2 separate regions of the Homo sapiens genome follow, and region 2 is linked to region 1. A link is a contact called in ENCODE Hi-C data. All regions are on one chromosome and are shown on one strand. The core of a region is the stretch at or near the end of the contact, and the rest is flanking DNA. Distances in the headings are between cores, read along the strand shown. Region 1 has its middle 18 kb from the start of ROCR. Region 2 overlaps LINC00673 (long intergenic non-protein coding RNA 673).

Region 1 (3,228 bases), core at 304-2,803:
GCAAAGACATGGAATCAACATAAATGCCCACCAAAGACAGACTGGATAAAGAAACAGTGGTATGTATACACAATGGAATACAGCACAGCCATAAAAACGAATGAGATCATGCCCTTTGCAGGGACATGGATAGAACTGGAGGTCGTTATCCTTAGCAAACTAACACAGGAACAGAAAACCAAATGCTGCGTGTTCTCATTTATAAGTGGGAGCTAAATGATGAGAACACATGGACACAGAAGAATAAAACTCACTGGAGCCTTTTGGAGGGTGGAGAGTGGGAGGAGGGAGAGGATCAGGAAAGATGACCAAAGGGTACAAGGCTTAATACCTTGGTCATAAAATAATTTGTACCACAAACCCCCATGTGTCAAATTCATCCATGAAACAAGCCTGCACTTGCACCCCTGAACTTAAAGGTTAAAAAATGTATATATAATTACACCAAGAAATAGTAACGATGCATAATTTAACAATGCATAGATTTCCAAATATTTTCACAAATATGAATTCATAGTCCTCACATCAAACCTGTAATTAATGGCCACCATTGAGGTCCTGTGATGTTCTAAGCATCATGTTTGCATTGTTTCATCTTCCATCTAGAGTAAGAGGCTCAGAGAAGTCAAGGCCATTTAACCAGCAAGTGAAAGAGATATGATTCTAAGACACGGTTGTTCAGTGGTGATGGTGGTGGTGATTTTTGTGGGTTTTTTGCTTTTGTATTTGTTTTGTAAGCTCTAAATCTGGCACTTTGCCTTTTTCTGTAATATAGGAGTCAAAAAGGAAAGGAAAGGAGGATGAAACCCTAGAGGTCTCTAGGTGATGAATCGATTTTAGGCTTTCAAAAAAGCTGTATTAGCATCGCGTTCATTCCCATCTCTCCAAGGCTTTGGAAAACATCCTTTTCAGTAAGGAATCAAAATCAAGTCCCCTAAATAAAGCACTGGTAGTATGAAACACTGAGACATATTTTTAGTCTCACTGTGTCCGTTTTGTAGCAGCATAACATATGTGTTGAGCAAAAATATACACAATATTTAAAAACAACAAAACAATCACCATTATTCTCGCCATCTGATGGCCAGTCGCTGTGATGATTTGTTCTTTAGGTCAGCTTCTGTGTGCCATCATCTAAAGAGCAAACTGCTTCACATACCTACCCTACCTTCCCTCCTACCCTGAGTGCAGATGCTCACCTACCCTCATCTTTCCTGCAGAATGACTATGGACAGATATCCCTAAATCACAGACTCGCTAAACAAGGAGCCTCAGAGCAGACCTCTGCAGGGCTGATCTTAATCCTTTCCAGACAAATGAGATATGATTTCAAAAAATATTCAGGAAATGTGAATTCTCTTCCTACCTTGGTGACTTGTGTTGAAGTTTTACGTATATAATCAGAAAAACTTCGCTTATTATTACTGTCAGGTTCATCCTGCTGCAATTTCACCTCCTTAAAAAAAGTGGTGTCCAATTGTATGGAAACCCTTTGAACATAAAAATGAATTTGTAAACAAACATACTGAGCCGTGGTAGTTAACTCACAGAATAAAGCCATAGTCTGCGAAAGAACAAAGTGTAGGGAGTCTTTTAATGACTCATCCTAATATGTTTAAAATATGATTCAGTACAGAAATATTTGTGATATAGAAGACATAATAGGGGCACAATTATTGAATCAGTTTCGAGACTTGGGCACATCTGAATATATGTAGACAATGCCTTCTTCGTGTCAGTTTCATGTATCTGTCCCTATCACATGTTGTGCCAGCAAATGAAATTTCCTAGCTATATCCACATTGATGAAGCTTTGCTGTCTGTATGAATCTGCATCTGCCCATGAATGAGTCCATTTCAAGCACATGTACGTGTCTGTGCATGGGTAGAAAGATAAGCTTAGCAATTGTGTGATTTGTTTCTGCTTAGGCAGTAAGTTACTAATCTCCTGATTGGAACCAGATTTGTATGAATTAGGGGTTGAAATTGGAACAGTCACTGCTGTGTGCAGGATGTAAAGTGAATAAAATGAATGGAGTATTAACCTTCAACCACTGAATATTAATCAGCTTTTCATAAGAAAGAAAACACAGAGCTTGCCACACTAAATATTTTCAGCGCTTATTGACAGGATATGATTTCTTTTCTCTCTCAGCCCTGTTACTTCCAGTCAAGGGCCTGAAAATACCGGACAATAGTCAACTTGACACAGATTAATATATGATTTGAAAAACCCCAGGTACTGAGGGTGGGTAGGATTCTGAATGTGTCAAATCTGATGAAATGATATGCCTTTATCAAAAGTGAGCCTGTCTTCCAGTCACTCCTGCAAACACTCCTTTGGGCCAAACTAAGCCCAAAGGGAATTCACAGAAAGACCGTGGATGGGAAACCTTGATGACCACAAAACAAACATGTAAGAAGAATATATTTTCCATTGCCATAGAAAGGACTTGCAATTAGGAAGTGATTCTGTTTGGGTATTTGGATGAGACCTACATCCATTCCAAGGGGAATTAAGAAAAGAGTCATGTAATAATGGAATCTGAGTGAAAATAAAACTTGTAATATTGCAGTTACTTGTGCAATACTTATGTAATATTGCAATTGCTTTTGTTCAAGAATGCAAAGTCTTGTATTTATGTCCATATAATAACATGGCATATATTATATAGACTTTGACATATATATATATATATATATATATATATATATATATATATATAGAGAGAGAGAGAGAGAGAGAGAGAGATAGAGAGAGAGAGAGAGAGACAGAAATATGTCTCTGTAGGTAGAAATATGGACAAATAGAAATATACATAAAGTATATCTTTATGCATGTTTTATGTATGTTATATCATCAAAGAAGGCAGTAAATTTTTGCTCCTGCAGATATTTTGAAGCAGCAGATATTATATGCTAACATTATCTGTATCTATAAAGCTACTTGCACAATACTACAAAGAGTACATTTCATGTGGCTAGGATTAAATTGTAATTGAATTCAACTTTTAAAACTAAGAAAGGGAAAAGGGAGAAGAAAAGGATTTCTTCTATACCCAGCTCATGCAAATTGTTTTCAAATATTTTCTCAAATGTTTAAGAAATTCAGTTTTTTCTTAAACTGAATTTTTATTTAAAAAGCTATACTTTTTAAAAGCTATTTTAAAAGCTATACTTCAAATGAAGACAATGTATGTTTCAATAGCATTTTATTATTTATAAATC
Region 2 (3,228 bases), core at 507-3,006, 460 kb after region 1:
TTTCCCATGAGATTCAGGTAGCTCCCCAGGACCGAAGGATCAGCTGGGCACGTGTGCTTCCTATCTGGGTAGTGCTGGTCATTTCTGTTTGCTGTGGCCACAGTGTGGCCATCCTATCGGCACCTCTACCCAAGAGTGGGTGGAGCAAACAAAACAAAATTCAGTTCCTGGGTATTAGCTTAGCACCCAGTCCACAAACCTCCTCTGCCTCTGAGGAGGTGAGAGGCCCTTAAAGCTACGGGCATTCACAAAGAAACAGGAGGAAATGAGGAATTCACTGGAAATTTTTGCCGTCTATGCTAGGAGGAACATCCCAGGTACCCACAGGGACTATCAACAAGTATCCACCCCAAAAAATAGATTCAATAAAACAATAAACTTACAAATATGAACTTGTAACTGTGGTTTACTATTCTTGGGGAAGTCTGTTTTATTTCTTTTCTTTTATTATTTCTTTGAGACAGGGTTTTCCTCTGTTTCCCAGGCTGGAGTGCAGTGGCACAGTCATGGCTCACTGCAGCCTTGACCTTCAGGGCTCAAGCAATCCTCCTGCCTCAGCCTCCCAAGTGCCTGGGACCACAGGTGTGTGCCACCACATCCAGCTAATTTTCAAATTTGTTGTAGAGATGAGGTCTCACTACATTGCCCAGGCTGGTCTTGAACTTCTGGGCTCAAGTGATCCTCCCGCCTCGGCCTCCCGAAGCGCTGGGGTTATAGGTGTAAGCCACCGCACTTGGCCTGTTTTAAATAAGTGTTGTATACTTGTGTGTGCTGGAAAACAGCTATCCAGAAAACACCACGGATAGACAAGCTTCCCCAACCAAATTGTGTTCCCAGTTCATGCGTTATCCACTGACCCTCATTTAAACTTGGTTTTGGCTCCCTGTGTTTTTCATTTCATTGTTAAGGAGGCATACACTAGATCCTTCCTCTTCTTGGGCTCAGTTATCCACAGAGATACAATATTTTAAAGGTTGTCATGTCCTTGCCTGGCTTATCAAGGAAGTAAGGGACAGCCCAAGGGCTTCCCAGGTAAGGAAAAACAACGGTTTTATAAAGCCACGGCTGGTGACAGTGCAAAAGGAAAGGCTGCTTCCATTGTATCTGGTCATTGGGTTTGCTGTGTGCCTATCAGGTTTATAAAACAAACTGCAGCAGTGAGAGGCTGTGAGTGAGCTCTCTTCCTTCCCCTATTAACTATCTATGCAGTAAGAAGGCCTGATGCACCCATTTAGCTGGGAATAGCTGCCAGAACTTTAAGGCTGATGCCTGGGAGAGAGTCAGTGGGCGGCACCGGGCTGGCTTTCTGAATTCAATCAGAGGTGGCCAGCCCCCTCTAACCATGATCCAAATGTACATGCCAGATGAGGAGCCGTCGTGGTTGAACAGGGAATGTTTCATGCAAATCATGGGTTTGGAGCAGGATTTTGTGGAGGGAGCATCCTTGAGAAAAATGTTGGGATGGCTACGGACTGGCGGGCTATTAGTCACAGAGCCACCACCTCCTCCATGAACGATGAAAGTTCTTACCACCCTGGATGCACAGATCAGCAGTTAATAATGAGGTCTCAGCATGGAGGAGACACATTCTTTCACACACATGCACACACACACATATGCACACCTGCACACACATACATACATACATACAAGCATGCACAAGAAGTCTTAGAGCCCCATCTCCTTTTGGCTGGGATTTTGCATCCTGAGAATCTTGGGTGTTACCCATGGGAACAAGCTCCTCCGAAGCCACACATGGTTGAAACTCCTCTCCCAGTGACAACGACGTCACGTCTCCCAGGCACTGGCTCCCTTGGGAATGTGTGAGTTGCTCCCCTGGGGCAAAGAGCAGCTGCTCGGGGTGACTCATAAATTGTGCTCTCAGCCCTGTCACCCACTGTGCCTCCCGTCCATTACTCAGCCTTCTCCCTGCGCTTGTTCCTATGGCTGCCCCTCAACCCAGCTCACCGCTGCTCCCAGCTCGCTCGGCACTCTGCAAGGATTGGCATTTGCTTCGGGCAGACTCTTCTCTGTCCCTGCCTTCTCTCCTCCATGAGACCCAAGGCAACACAATTTGCCCTTTGAGGAGTTGGGAGTGGGAGCAGAGATCGGGGTGACAGGGGACAGAGAGATAAAGGCAAGAAAAGAATGTTCCCTTCGTTGAAAAACAGTTCAGCTCCAGGGTCACCTCTTTGAAATCATCAGTGACACCTCACTCTGCGTACTCCCCTCAAACACAGCCCCTAGGCATTGCTTCTTCTAGGATCTGGGATTTTTGACACTGAAGGGTCCTGGCTGCCTTAAATCCTTTCTAGAAGAAAGTGGAATGAGGCAGAGTATAAACAGACAAATACACCCAACAGGTGAAATAAAACTTGAGCTTCTTAAGCAATGCTCTGTTTCTACAGGCAGCTCCCACTTGTGGAAAGGCAGAGGGATGAGGAGGGTGGACATGAGTCAAGCCTCCCCCTTCCACTCCCCACTGTCAACCCCCACCCTGACCCATTCAACAGCCTAGGGAGTTCCCTGCTTAAGGGAATCTTAGAACACACACCCTCTGCAAATACCTACAGCCTGTGTACTGAAACTTAGAGATTACTTCTGAAAAAGTGACATCATCAACAGTACAGGATTCTCAAAAACTCAGTCCCTGTTTCCTTTTTACTTCTGTTATTTTAAAATACCAAAGATACTTGCATTTTCTTCTTTTCCAACTGTTAGTGAACTCTATTCCAATCAGCATTAAGCCCAGCAATTTTTGTACTAGGTACCTACTCCTACACTCCCTGTTTAATAATCAGTCATCTAGAATAGGGACTGGCAAGCTTTTTCTGTAAAGGACCACAGAGTAAACATTTTCAACTTTGTGGGCCATGACATCTCCATCGGAGCTACTCAACTCTGCCATTGTAGCATGAAGCACCCATAGACAATAAGCAAATGAACAGGTATAGCTGAGTCTCAATAAAACTTTATTCATAGACTTGGAAATTTACATTTCATATAATTTTCACATGTCACAAAATATTCCTTTTTTTGATTTTAACTTTTAATGTGGAAAGGATTCTTAGCTCACGAGCTGTACAAAAACAGGTGGCAGGCCGGTCTTGGCCCACAGACTGTAGTTAGCCAACTCCTGGTCTAGAATCAAATATTTAAATGGAAACCCTGAGAGAGCTCTTTCTTTTGAAAAGAATATGATAATCGTGATAATAGCTCCCATGTATT

Evidence for each region. Hi-C counts contacts between places; a loop is a spot of excess contacts on that map. Pooled maps may share reads with other maps.
Region 2: a map of GM12878 shows a loop between it and region 1 (14-fold over the local background). The contact joins two enhancer-like sites. A Hi-C loop is called at or near these places in 1 of 168 maps with a recorded cell type or tissue (GM12878), 4 of 37 single-sample maps with no recorded cell type and 5 of 50 pooled maps.

What each region holds. Positions count from the first base shown.
Region 1 is chr17:72,006,783-72,010,010 of GRCh38, forward strand. No RefSeq gene overlaps it. Among named protein-coding and RNA genes, the nearest start is that of ROCR, 18 kb to the right of the region's middle. Within about 2 kb of position 1,554, at least 2 of the 41 ENCODE cell types and tissues checked have a DNase peak (open chromatin) inside an H3K27ac peak, as active enhancers do.
Region 2 is chr17:72,463,860-72,467,087 of GRCh38, forward strand. The region is part of intron 1 of LINC00673 (long intergenic non-protein coding RNA 673); the gene reads right to left. Among named protein-coding and RNA genes, the nearest start is that of LINC02003, 120 kb to the left of the region's middle. RefSeq lists an enhancer at 1,640-1,849. Within about 2 kb of position 1,757, at least 12 of the 41 ENCODE cell types and tissues checked have a DNase peak (open chromatin) inside an H3K27ac peak, as active enhancers do.